Linked DNA regions of Homo sapiens: region 1 is linked to region 2. Evidence: chromatin loops called from intact Hi-C (ENCODE). Cell type or tissue: Caco-2. All regions are shown on one strand. Links, peaks and the distances in the headings refer to the core of each region. The heading gives the core; the rest is flanking DNA. Region 1 has its middle 60 kb from the start of PDE3B. Region 2 overlaps CYP2R1 (cytochrome P450 family 2 subfamily R member 1).

What was found. Peaks named below come from ENCODE experiments on the same cell type or tissue, not always from the same donor. Only the 100,000 strongest peaks of a DNase experiment are listed, where the experiment ranks them.
Region 1: a loop joins it to region 2, with 4 times the contacts of the local background. A loop is called at or near these places in 6 of 110 quality-filtered maps.

The regions. Positions count from the first base shown.
Region 1 is chr11:14,579,336-14,588,966 of GRCh38, forward strand. It overlaps a transcript of PSMA1 not described here. Among named protein-coding and RNA genes, the nearest start is that of PDE3B, 60 kb to the right of the region's middle. In Caco-2, for the core only: no CTCF peak of the experiment used is centred there; DNase peaks (open chromatin) are centred at 4,176 and 5,466.
Region 2 is chr11:14,884,434-14,889,433 of GRCh38, forward strand. CYP2R1 (cytochrome P450 family 2 subfamily R member 1) reads right to left here. Exons shown (of 5, transcript NM_024514.5): 2 at 1,343-1,484. It also overlaps a transcript of PDE3B not described here. Among named protein-coding and RNA genes, the nearest start is that of CYP2R1, 5.3 kb to the right of the region's middle. In Caco-2, for the core only: no CTCF peak of the experiment used is centred there; a DNase peak (open chromatin) is centred at 2,178.

The DNA of each region.
Region 1 (9,631 bases), core at 2,357-7,356, 300 kb before region 2:
CGGCGATCTCTACCTTCATCTTCATATGGCCTTTCCTCTTTGTCTTTGTCTTTTACTCTTCTGTCTGTTATAAGGATACTTGGAATTGGATTTAAAATCCATCTGGATGATCTCATTTCAAGATCCTTAACTTAATTACAGCTGCAAAGACTTTTTTTTTTTTTTTTTTTTTTTAAATAAGGTAACATTAACAGGGGCCAAGTATTAGGACATGGACACATCCTTTTTGGGGCCAACTTTCGACCAACTATAAGAGGTGTCACTATTATAATATAAATGCAGATTTTGTAGTATTTTAATAACAACTAAGGAATTGAGAGGAGTATGTCTTGATTAGAGTTTCCATGTCTAGATCTCTATTCTTTAAAAGAATAAACTTTTACAAAATGCTAGTTCCCCTAGAAACCCCCCTCAAACCTTTGGCCTATTAGAATTTCAGAGCAAGAGGGGCATGTGATGCAAAGGCACATGTACTTTGAAAATGCCCTCCAAGTGAACATGATATATCCTTCCTACAAGCTACACACCCACATGTGTTTGAGAATTGCTTCTCTGAGGAAATGCCATTCCCAGGCTGATGGATGGGTAAGAGGGAACTTCAAGGTACACTGATTGTGTGCTGAGGAAAGGGAGAGAAAAATCTGTCTGCAGTGATAATGGAGGCCACAAATTGGGTTGATCTGAAGAACCTCAAATCCAAAGAGCAGGGCTGGAAAGAAAGATCTGATTACTACAAGAGAGCGACACTGTTGCTCATGTGATCTGTCTGCAATACAAATGTAATCATGTCACTCTCGCTTGAGATCTCATTGGCTGTCTATGAATAATGGATGATTTTCAGATTCCAGAACACAACACACAAGGATTTCACAAGCTGGCTTCTACCTACTATTTTAGAATCATCTCTCACCACTCTCCCTCAAAGACTGTCTGCTCCTGCCATACTAAAATTCTTGCTATTTCTCAAACACGTCTTATCCTTTATTGCCTTCCTAGCCTTGAACATGCTGTTCCATCTGCTTGGAATGCTATTCTCTGCTGGATAATTCCTGCTACACCTCAAGACCACTTTTCCTGCCACTCCATCTTCTGTCCTGCATTAAAAAGCCTCCTTATTCTCTTCAATAAGTTGGCATCTGCCTCTGCTGTGATTCTAAGTCACTCCATTCATAGGAACTGTTGGCCTTGTGTCCCATCTTAACTTCCCCTGAGTCCAGTACTTTGAGAGCTTCTAGAAAGATAAAACTGTGTCATACTCATCCCTAAATCTCCAGTGCCTAGTAAGTGCTTAATAAACATTTGCTGAAAAATGAAAGGATCAGATCATTATGGCTTCAAGTCTGAAATACATACTTGGTTTGGTGATAGTGGGATCCAGGCTTTAGATCTTAAGCCTGTCAGACTGGAGCCATAGGCAGAGAAGAACACAAGGGAGTAAGTCTGGAAGAGGCACAAGAAGAGGGAATTGTAGGAAACTGAGAGATTATCCAGTTTGGAGGCATAATGGGGGTTGTTTAAGAAGATTAGGAGCCCTCAGTTCATTCTCCCATCTTCAGCATGGAAACTACTGAAGTGGAATCGTGTTGGGATTCCCCTTAATACCAGTGGCAACACATCAGGAGTGATAGGAATGACAGATGAACTACAGATAGAAAGTGTCATACTGACACCAGGGAGCTATGTAGTTATGGGATGAATCGAGGGAAAGAGGACAAAGGGAAACACATATGAGAGAACCTTTAGAAAGTTCCCAAATAAGAAAAGAGGGATTTGATGTTGGGTCCCATTGGCTGGTGTACATATATTGGCTGGTGAATAGTCTACTATATTCTTGGTAGCTGTCATTCTCAGCCAATTCTGACGAAAGTGAACTACATTGCCCACCCTTGCATTTGTTCTAAGGGCATATAATTCATAGGCTGGCAACCTCTAATGAAGTCTTGGTATGAGAGCTTTTCTTAAAAGGATGTTAGTATCATCTGAATCAGTTGGCTCAAGCAGCACAGTGTAACAGTTAGGAATCCAAGGTCTAAAACCAAAGTGTACACCAATTAGACAAGTTAATTAACTTCTATGTGCCTTCGATTTCCTCTTTAGTAAAATGGATATGATAATACCAGTACATACTTCATGAGGTTGCTTTTGAGATTCAGATGGGCTAATATGAGTAAAACCCTTAATAAGAGTGATCAGTAAGTGTTATCTATGTTATAACTATTCAGAGGCAAATACACTAAAAAAATCACCTTCTGAGTTGAAATAATAATAATTATTTTTCCAGCATATAAGGACCTGTATTAGTCAAGACTCAGTTGCAACTGCCAGAACCCAACTCAAAATAGCTTAAGAAAAAAAGAGGTTTTTATTGATTTGTCTGTCTGAAAAGCCCAGGATTATCTGTAGTAACTTCAGTATTGTTTCAGGGTTGCAAAGTCACATTATTAAGACTTGGCTTCTTTATATCCCTTAGCTCTGCTTTCTTCTATACGAATTTTATTCGCAGGCAGTTTCCTCTTATAGAAGCAAGATGGTTGTTGGCAATGCCACACTTGCATTTCCACACAACTTAGTAACTTTCAACTTAATAACCCCAGTAGAAGGTCCAGCAAAAACTTTGCCCCTGATTCTTATTAGCCCAAATTGGATCACGTACTTATTCCTGAACCTGGATCATGTGTCTACTGCTGAGTGAGCAGAAAACCTTTCCACAAAGGCAAATCAAGGTTTGGTTACCTTGATCTGCAGAAGAAAGGCAATTGAGGCAGATAGGGATAGATTCAGATTTTATGGAACTGAAAGCCTTATAATTTTGGGGTCTTCTTTAATTAAAAAAAATACAAATTTAAAAACAGGTATAAAAGTTGGTTTTATTTAGAATGAGAAAATAAATCCCAACAAATTATTGAACTCTTGGAGATTTAGGTTCTTTACTTCTTAGATCGATTTAGACAATTTACCAGAAATGCTAATATATAAATGCTTGTTGATTGTAACCTGGCTTTCTCTCCCCACCTAGAATACTCCATAACTCCCAGCACCTCCCATGCAACTGAAGGCTTCTGAAGCTTAAGCTTTGTTAGTTTCACAATATAATCCACCTCTGGACACAGGGCAAGCAAAAACAAAACAACAACAACAACAACAACCAAAAAACCCCTAGCAAATATCCACTTCATACATTTCTTCCTTTTCTTTTTTTTTGAGATGGAGTCTCACTCTATCACCACGCTGGAGTATAGTGGCGCCATCTTGGCTCACTGCAACCTCTGCCTCCCAGGTTCAAACAATTCTCCTGCCTCAGCCTCCCAAGTAGCTGGGATTACAGGCACACGCCAACAGGCCCAGCTAATTTTTTTTTTTTTTTTTGTACTTTTTAGTAGAGATGGGGTTTCACCATGTTGGCCAGGTTGGTTTCAAACTCCTGACCTCAAGTGATCCACCCATCTCGGCTTCCCAAAGTGTTAGGATTACAGGCGTGAGCCACTGCTCCCAGCCTCATACACTTCTTAATAGCAGATTCCTTATTTTAAAGAATGGGCAACTGAATGTATATCCAAGTAACTCTGCTCAGTCCACCACATCTGGAGAACCCTGGGTCTTGGCAGTACAAATGATCATCATTTTGTACTTTGTGGCGACGGCCAAACCCAGCTGGATTTTTGCTACACTGATTTTAACAGCTCTGCGCTCACGTAATTCGGTGCTTTAAAAGGCCATGTTTTATTTGGCACTGATGCTTTCAACAAACTTACAGGGACCATTGGCCCCAGGAGCCAAAAGCTGAACCTGTGCTGCTACAGCTCCTGGCCCTGTCCTAATTTCCTCTTCTTCTTCTCTGCTGTTTCTTCTACCTTTCACTTCTCTTCTTCCTCTTTGTTTTCCTCCACCTTTTCTTCTTCCTTCTCCTCTTCTTCCCTGATTGTTTTGACAGATCATTGAGTTCAGACAGTACATCACACATGAGGCCTAAATTATGAATAAATTCCATTGACGTCAGGCCGTTTGTACATCCAGTGAACTTGGCTCAATTTTTGGCATCTCTAAGCCGTGTACACTGGAGATGCAGACGAGTGCCTTCAGGGCAACAGAGGCATTCCAGATGGTGGCGTTCAGATAGACTCCCCAACACACTGCCTCCCATCTGGGCCAGCGCTCAGAATGCCATAAGCCACTCTCAGCACATCCCCAAAGCTGCTGTTGACTCTTGGAAGGAGTGCAGCAAACATACTGTGACTTATCAGGGCAAACCTGCAGATGATTAACTTTGGGCTCATTATATGCTGCATTTCCACCCAAGTGGACTCCAGGCTGGGGGTAAAAGCAGGGTAGGAGAGAGGGCAGACAGAGTGAAACAACAGGAGTTAGGCAGCAATTATAAAAGTTTTCCCCAGCAAAGGAGACACAACATTAGGAGAAAAGTAGACGTTTAAAAATAGGCAAACATAAGTTAAAGTCCCTGCTATTTCACTCATTACTTGTGTGCACCTGTTAGGTTGTGGTAGATATCTGCTCAGTATTTTTCCCACACCCCTGCTTCTGAAAACGGCAGCCTCTTTTCACTTGGGGGACTCCTTTACTACTCCACATGGCTTCAGGGCTCATACCCTCCTACCCTAACCTCATCTGTCTCCTAGGGAGTGATTATCCCCAGCAGAGCCAATTACAGTGTCACAGCCCCCTGGACACAGCAAATAAGCACGTGGCTAATGCCAGTCCATAAAGTCCTTCTTTGAAAGTTTTTTAAAAAAATTCTATATTGGATCAAAGCTATGTAAGAATGTTAATATACCTTACAACTCCAAAATAAGGGAGAAAGGAAAATCACTGTCATACCAGCTGGGAGAAATGGAGACATTCAAAGTCAAAAAGCGATGCCTTCACTTTTCTGAATCACTGCCATAGCTACCTAGATTTATGGAGGCAATGTGGGATTATACATATGTGAATTTTCCTGGCAGCTAAAAGTTATCCCTTCAGAGGTAAAAGGACCTCTCTTTTTGTTTTTAAACCACGCTATTCGCAGGCTTTTCTAAAATATTTCACATATTTCCCTTACTTTTTAAGTGGAAGATACCACATTTAGCCTCTTCCGGATGGCTCAGAGGCATCAAAATAAGTGTCAGTTAATAGGCTATGTGATAATATGGTTTGGAGTGTTTTTTTTGTTTTTTGTTTTTTTTTTTTTTTTTTTTAAAGACTGTCCCAACCTGCACTGCCTAACTCTTTCCTGCTTACCCAAGCACCACAGGGCAAGCTCTCAACAAGAATGAGCTTGAGGTACCCTGGCCTCATTCATGGCCAAAGCCCTGATTCTATTCCTGTCTCATATCCCCCTTCCTGATATGTTCTTGCATTCCTCTGGCTCCTGAACTTCTGTTTGCTTCCTGCTTTTAGTCCCGCAGTTTTCCTTTAGATCTCACCTGTGACACAGCTGTTCTGTGACTGACCTTTGGTTCTCTTCCTCATATGCCATTCTGCCTTTGCCCTTAGGCCCTGTTCTGTCTCCAGCTGGCAATTGTAGTAAGACAGGCTGGGGTCCCATGACGAGGATCAGATGCTAGTGTTCCTGTCTCCTTTCACATGGTTAAAGGGACTGGAATCATTTACTGTAGAGACAAACAACCTTATACACTACAGTAACCCTCAGAGTAAGATTTTAAAATAACTGGAGATAGGGGAAGGGTTATAGAAGATATTCATGTTACTGCAGATTAGGCAGTATAGAAATCCATTTTCTGGGAAGCATCAATTACTCTCTTTACTGATTAATTGGGTTATACATGCTTCTTTGGAATTGTCAAATTTCCAAGCCTGACACTAGGCTCGATTGCTTGTTCCTATACTATCCAGGCCTAGCTTTCTCTTGTTCCTTTTCTGCTGACCCAGGAGTCCAAGGCTGCCAAAGGTATAACATTTTCTTTCTGCTTCCCTTCTTTCTGAACAGGTCTCTTTCTTCATCTCCATAAAAATGAATTAAAAAAATAAAACATAGAAATGCATCTCTCTCTATATATATGTTGAAAGTGGATGTTATACTTCTCAAGGGAGATAACATGCTAAAAGTATTATTCTGAATGAATAGATGACCTTATTTAAAGCTATAGGAAACATTGTGAAGGATGAGTCATTGCCAAATTAAAAGTTTACATTAAATATAAACTTTTGAGTCCCCTTTTAAGAACTTCAGAGAACCCTAGCTAAGCCTATGTTCTCAGTAACCCCTGCTGAATTGCTAAACCTCTCTTGCCTCTTTCACATGCAGTTGATCCACCCATTCCGACACAGAAAGCACATAAAAGTCTAGCCTGGAGGCCTCATCTCTGATAGGCAGACAGAAATTTGCCCCTCTTTTATTCGCCCCTCCTACTTATCCCATTCTCTGTTCTGCTCATGCTAGCTCTGTGATCCCATGGCATATTGCAGTGCAGTAGCCCTGAAACCTGGCTGCACATTGGAATCTATCCAGAGAGCTCTTGAACAGTTTTGGGGTGCTGAGCCCAATCTCTTCCCTCCACTGCAAGACTTCATTGCAGTGGTCAGAAAAAAAAAATCTGGTGTCCAGACCCAAATACAACCAATTAAATTAGAATCTTTCAGGCATGGGATTTCTCTTCTCAGTATTTTATTGAGAAAATTTTCAAACAGACAAGACAGTTGAAAAAATTTACAATCTTGCCACCTGGATTCTACCATTAGCATTTTATTATTCATGCCTATCCATTTAGTAACATTTTATTACCACATATCTATCCATCTGTTAACATCCCTCTGTCTACTAATCCACTTATTTTTTGATACATTTAAAAGTAAATTGGACCAGGTGTGGTGGCTCACACCGGTAATCCTGGCACTTTGGGAGGCCGAGGCTGGAGGACTACTTGAGGCCAGGAATTCGAGAGCAGCCTGGCCAACATGGTGAAACACCATCTCTACTAAAAATACAAAAATTAGCTGGGCATGGTGGCGCATGTCTGTAATCCCAGCTACTTGGGAGGCTAAGGCAGGAGAATCACTTGAACCCGGGAGGCAGAGGCTGCAGTGAGCCGAGATCGTGCCATTGTACTCCAGCCTGGGCGACCAAGTGAGACTCTGTCTCAAAAAAAAAAAGGAAATGCAGATAAATGATGTGTTACTCCCTGAGCCAGGGTAGTATGCATGTGGGTGTTTGTTTTTCATTATTCTTTATACTGTACACATATATGATAGGTATTCTATTTTATCCCCAAATAAAAAGACATTTAAAAAGAATGAATAGTATTCTTTGCCCAAGGGAAAATACTTAGGTAGTTTTTTCTGTGTGGAATACCTACCTACCCTCTTCTTTTCACCCATAGAAAGTCTACCTTTTTTTAGGAATTGGTATAACTTTCCCCCACCGAAGAATCTCTCCCTTGCTACTGCAGCCATCATCAATCTCTCTTTCTTTCTTTCTTTCTTTTTTTTTTAGATGGAGTCTTGCTCTGTCACCAGGCTGGAGTGCAGTGGCACGATCTCGGCTCACTGAAACCTCTGCTTTCCAGATTCAAGCCATTCTCCTGCCTCAGCCTCCTTAGTAGCTGGGATTACAGGTGCATGCCACCATTCTGAGCAAATTTTTTGTATTTTTAGTAGAGACAGGGTTCCACTATGTTGGCCAGGATGGTCTCGATCTCCTGACCTCGTGATCCGCCTGCCTCGGCCTCTCAATCTCTTTCTTTTGAATTTACTTAATATCTTTGCCATTCATCATAGCCCCAAATTAAATGCTATTTAATTTATATTCTTTTCATTTCAGGTAGAAAGGTAGCTTGCTGACACTAGTCTCAGATCCATTCCCACCCTTTCCCTGCTCTTCTCTGTTGCTGCCTCTCACAGGCTGTCTTGTTCTTTCATTCTTGATAGGTTAAAGCAATGAGAGGCACCACAGGAGGACTGGAAACGGGAAGAGAGAAGCCAGGCCATTTCTCACTCTGTTCCCTGTGTCCTTTGGAATCTGGCGGTGTCCCTCTGGACAGCCTCTCCCTTCTTTCTCCCAGATCTACTCAGGCAGTTCTCCTGGTGGTTTTTGCTCCTTCTGTCTGACAGCCAAGGCTTCTGGGCTCTGGTGACAACTGCTCCTCCCAGTGTCACCCTTGCAACAAGGAGAATAACTTCCCAATTTTGCTAATCTGTGAATTACTTCACCATTCCCTTTTCGACTTCTTCACTGCTCCATTCATCTGCATAATGAATCCTCTGTTGAAACAATTTCCCTTCCTCTGAAAGACCTGTTTTTTTTTTTTGTCTTTTTTTTTCCTGGCTAGATCCCAGCTGACATCATGTATAGTGAAAGAGCACAGGCTTGGAAACTGGAGGGACCTAAGTTTGAATCCTATTATTTATTCTATGAACTTGTTTAAGTTACTTAATTTCATTCTTAAACTAGGGGTTATAACACCTACTTCACTGGGTTGCTATGAGTGTTAAATGGCATACTATATGAACAGTGCCAATACCATAGTTAGGACTCAATAAATGGAAGCTACCATTATTGATTTATATACTCCCTGACAGCATAGCCATTTTCTTCTTTTTGTGTCTCAGTGCTTTACCTAAAGGTGTTTATCACATTACTTCCTCTGAAATTTAATTTAATCAGCAACTTATTGAGCATCTACTCTGTACTGGCAATTGTGTTAGGTAGTACTTCTAGAAGATATGATGAAAATACAGCCCTTGCCTTTAATGTGCTTACAATCTAATGAAAGTAAGAGATGTGACAACAACTAAGTCTGCAGAAATGCAATCTGACAAACACACCAAACTGAGGTACAAGTGACACCAACAGGTACATGGTTGAAGGAATGAGTGAGTGACTCTGCCTGGGAATATCAGGAAAAACTTCAGAAAGGAATAGGCGCTCTGCTGGTTTTGAATGAAAAGAAAACTTTCAACAGGCAAAGAATGAGGGAAAGAAGAATTTGGGCTGAGGGAATGGCATGAACTAAATGGTGGAGCTATAACCATGCACGTACATTTACAGCACAATTTCAACACCTCTAACAGGAGTAGGTGGAGGGAGATGTAGGGAGAGACCTTGAAATCCTTGATAGCTGCTGGGTATGGACTTGATCCTACAAGTAAAAAAACAATGCAAATTTTTGAGAAGGGGAGTGATTTCTGAGTGACCTCAGAAATCCAACTGTAACTTAAGAAAGAAAAAACAGAGTTTGGAGACCCATTATCAAGTTCTTACTATAGTCCTACTGTGACATAATCCACAACACATGGGGATAGATTGATAGGAAGGATGGACAAGAGTGTTCATTAAAATTGGCTTTGAAACAGCATTTCTCCATCTGTTTAGCATACGAGTGTCTCATGAATCACAATAATCGCAATTATAGCCAATTATTTTTTAATGTATTTAGAAAAAATATACATTCTTTATACTGGCCTATAATAAGGCTTTATGTGATCTGACCCAGAAAGTTCTCAGACTTCATCTGTATGCTTCCCCTTGCTCAGTCTACTCCAGCTCTATAAGCCATTTTTCTGTTGCTTGAATAGGCCAACCACGCCCTGGTTCTGACTCAAGGCCTTTGCAGCTGCTGTTCTATCTGCCTGGAGGAATTTTATTCCAGACCTTTGCTTATCCTTACATCTTCTGGCA
Region 2 (5,000 bases), core at 1-5,000:
AAAAAACCAAACACCGCATATTCTCACTCATAGGTGGGAACTGAACAATGAGAACACATGGACACAGGAAGGGGAACATCACACTCTGGGGACTGTTGTGGGGTGGGGGGAGGGGGAGGGATAGCATTAGGAGATATACCTAATGCTAAATGACGAGTTAATGGGTGCAGCATACCAGCATGGCACATGTATACATATGTAACTAACCTGCAAATTGTGCACCTGTACCCTAAAACTTAAAGTATAATAATAATTTAAAAAAATAAAAATTAAAAAAAGAAATAAAAAAACACATAATTTTCTACCTGGTTTTTAAAAATCTTAAGTTGAATGCTTTATGATAAAAACAGTCTAAACAATAAATTTACAGCTTTGAAAAATATATACTTTTCTCAAATATTACTGTGATTGCATCATCTTTCATTTTCATCATCTTTTTAAAGGTCTATTATAATTGTGGCTGCTTCTTTGGTCTAATTGTTTGTTTTTTATTTATATTACTGCTTTCAAGTATCATTATACTCTGGCCTGAGAATTCAGTCTTTTACAATTTGTGCTTTCTCTGCATTAGTTCATTTCCTTTGTGATGTAATATAGGATTTTAATTTTTGCCTTTTCAACCAATGTCTTTAGTTTTTGCCTATGTAAGCAAGATATTGTTAAATTTTTATTTGAAATTAAATGTGAAACTCAGAGAATTTAGGACACAACTTTAGTAAAAATTCTTATACTATTAACTATTAAAACCACTGTATGTGATCTGAACATTCTATTTTAGGCTGTCTGTTGCTGCTTTCTTCTTACCGATTTTGTCAACTTTCAGTCTTTCCCCCTTGTTGAATATGGAATCCCCAACACTGATCAATACTAAACCATACAGAATGCTAGTCCTTTACACAAACCATGCAACTCTATACTTACTAATCACAGTGATTAGTAGTCAAAAAAGCTGCTTCAAGTTCTGTAAGCTTATAAGTAAAATGATAGTAAAAATGTCACCAAGTACTCAAGACTAGGTTCAAAAGGGCACTTCGGATTCAAGTGGAAGTATGTGTTTATTCCTAACTTGTTTCACAAAACCTGCAGATGTTATTAGGTGTTGATTCTTTAAAACATTATTTATAATACTTATTAGAGCTGGACCACAATAGAATTAGCAATGTACTGGTCTAAAATATGCGTGTAGTACAGCCTGAAAGGTCCTCAAATACTAGGTTCTGTAAATAAATAGTTTCTTATTAATCAGTATAAAATAATCCCAACTGTATGCACTAAAACTTAAAATAAGGAATGTGATTTAAAATATCTTAGTAAATCACTAAATAGGTGCAAATAAACATACCTCCCATTTTTGTCATCTTCATGAATAAAGGAAGGCATGGTCTGTCTGCAAAAATTTCGCTTTGATGAACAAGGCATTCCTTTACTACATCATAGCCATTTAGAACCACAGTTGATATGCCTCCAAGATCTAAACTGAAGATCTTTGAGAAGAGAAGAAAAACAACATTTAAATGACAGCATGTATGGAGAAATATAACCATGGAAATCTACAAGTGGTAAGTGCGGCTCTTCCAGGATTTGTTACGTCCCTGAAAATATAGGCAGTTATTACTCAACTGACAATGTTCAGAGTGCCCTCCTTCTATAAGGCATGCAAAACTGTGTGATTTCATTATGCCATTCAGTGCCTAAAGTCACAGTCTTACCAACAGTATAATGAAAAGGGTACTGGACTCGGGAGGCCTGGGTCTAGTTTAAGGTTTGCCATTAAACAGATAAAAGACTCTGAGCAGAACACTTAACCTATCTGGGCTTCAGTATTGCCATAGAAAATATATTTGATATATATGCTCTTTTATGATTCATTTTACCTCAAAATGTTCAATGATATCTAGGAATCTCCTTCTATTTCCAAGATGAATGAGGCTAGTGAGGGAGAGGATTGTCAAATACCTGAGAGACAACTTTGAAGTATAAACATATTGTAACTAAGCCCATTTGTATTTGGCTCTCTGTATTCCACAAAGTGAATGAAGAGGGCTCTAAGGGAACCTAACCTTGGAGGAAAGGCATTTACCACATAGGTTAGGTGGCTGCCTCTCAGTTAAGGGGAAGGCAAAACAGGATCCATTCCATGCCTTGCTGGAGTTGTCTGCCCTGTGCCTCACCCCAGGTTCACTTACAATGTCACACCTCCTGTAGTCTATTCTAGTTAACCCAATATAAGAGGCCAGTCAGTGAGAGAACGATATTCCCTTATCAGTGGAATGTAAAGATTGCTTATTGCCATCCTTTCAGGATAGCATTTTACAGCCAAAATACTGAGACAAGCCTTATCCCTGTGCAAACAAGTCAAGGAGATTTAGCCATGGTACACACTACTTCAGAAGAAAACAGGAGGCTTAGCAGAGAACAAAAGTTCAGCAGAAAGTTATATCAGCAAAGGTCATGAGGACTGCCAAGTGGTAACAACTAACCAGCTGAGTAATGGGGCCACCAGAGTCTTTGGCACACGGGTGGGCTCTGCCAAGTGAGCACTAGGTATATCCAGAACCTTGGGAAAAGAACATGGACTGCCTGCCATAAGCAGTGGTATTAGTCAAAAGTGACAGTAGAAGAGTTCTAAGTAAAAGGGAATGGCTACCAGCCGAGCAAAGTGGGGACAATGCAGTAATGTAGTCCTATTAAAGGAAAGTCTCTTCGCAGAAGGGAACTTTAGCAGAGACAATAAAAAGATGCCATTCCACAAGGATAGTAAAAGAGCCATGAACTTAAAGTTGTGTCACTATGAAGGCAGAACAGAGGGCAAATGTATTTCAGGATAGAGCTTCAGGGTAGAGCTTCAAATTGTGGACACCAGGGATCATAAAAAGCAAGGAGGAGCCATGGCTTGAGAAAGTTGTTACACAATCCACCTTTACTCAAGAATCTGAAATAGTCCTCTATTTGAGGGTAGAACTGGAGAAATTTTTACTTGAACTAGTATGTATTCCTGTATACAGTTTTCAAGGACTTTTGGTAAAGGTGTGTGACTCAAATTGTGAAAACTTATCCTTAAACTGCTTTGATCTATGGAAGGGTACAAGATTAGCTTATATATTCTTTGATTTATTCAATAATTTTAGTGCCAATTATGGGCTAATTATAATGCTGGCAGAGATGTAAACAGGAATACACAAAACATTTTCCTTGCCTTCTAGATCACTCCATGATCTTCAAGTCTCTTTCCCTCACCCAAACCAGCCCTACTCATAATTTTTCACTCTCCCAGTTAATGACCACTCCATACATCCTTCAAGTGGTTGAGGCCCAGGACTTTGCAGTCACCCACACTGACTCATTATCTTCTTCCAAACTCCACATCCAACTGCTCAGCAGTTATGCTGTTTCTACCTTCAGAATATAAACAGAATCAGACAATTTATTATAACCTGCAGGTGACCGGTCTAAGTCACCTGCATTTCTCCCTTATAACAACAACCTCCTAACTGGCCTCCCTAATTTCATCCTTGTCTTTTTACAGGTAATTCTCAACGTGGCATTCTCTTGCTTTATGGCCTTTGTTCTTGCTCTTTTCTTAGTCTAGAATGTTCTTCCTTTTGATATTCCTATAGCTTGCTCCTTCATTTCCTTTGTCTTTGTTCAGATGCTATCTTTGTGGTGAGACCTGTTCTGATTAAGCAATTTAAAATCTGACCCACTAACATTCTCCATTCCCTTACCCTAATTTAGTTTACTTCCTACTCTGTACTCTTTGAATATATTATATAATTTACTTGTGTTTATATTGTCTGTCTTCCCCCAACTAGAATATAAGCTACATAAGGGCAGGAATCTGTTTTGGTCACTGCTATATCTCTAGCACCTAGGACAGTGCACAGCATATGACAATAGAAATATATGTTGAATTAATGAATAGTCATAGAGACATACATTTAAACATATTATTATAACATCATGGGCTAAATGCTAATAACAGACAAATGTGCAAAGTGCTGTTGATGAAAACCATTAAGTGACTGCCACACTTTTCAACCTTTGCTTGGTTTGTTTCCTCATTTGGAAGGCTTCCTTTGACTGCCATACTACCCTAACCATACCAAGTCTTTAGGGACCATCCTCCATGATGCCTTTCTTGGGGCACTCTTTTTCTCTCTGCTTTGAACCACACATGGGAGCTTAGAAGCTCCCATGGCACTTATTTAACACTATCTTGAACCAGAAACATTCATATTCTTGTCTTCTGCCTGCATGCTAAATTACAAACTCCTTAGGAGCAGTGATTTCATCTTTTTCATCTTTGAATCCTTACACAGAATCTCATTCAGTGCTGTGCATAAAGTTCTCAATAAATGCTGTAAAAATAAATTAATACGCTGTCAATTCTACTTGCTTTAATGGAATTATTTTATTGTCCTGAAGTCCATTACCTGAAAATAATCGATAAAGCCACTTGTATTGGCTTTCCTAGCCAGGGAATGCCTCTTGAAATCTAGACTAAGATTAAAGTTACTGCAGAAATTTAAACATTCAGAATCAATCTCCAAGGAAATGGTAATTTTCAGTGTGATACACTTCTATTTAAGATTGCCTTTAAAATGAATATATAAGTCCTGAGGACTGGCTGTTTAACTTTCAAGAATCACAAAGCAGAATTGAATTCACAGACTAACACAAAGGCGGGTGTCACTTGAAGTGACTGTCCTAAGCAATTTTAAAGTCCAGTTGTTTTTTTTTTTTTTTCTGTGAGCATACATCTCAAATTTAAAAGACAGTGGAAAACTAAGATTTTATTTAAGTCCTAGGTACAACTTTCCAGAACTTTTTGGAAGCACAGGAGGGAACAATATTCTTCAACCTCCAAAAAAAGGTATAGTATTTTAACAATTTATGCCAACTTTGAGACTTTGTCAGAATTGGAAAATATCTCTAAGATAATGGGAGATCTTTAGAGATGTTTCATACCAGGATAAAGATCAAATGCCGCTGTAGCCTAG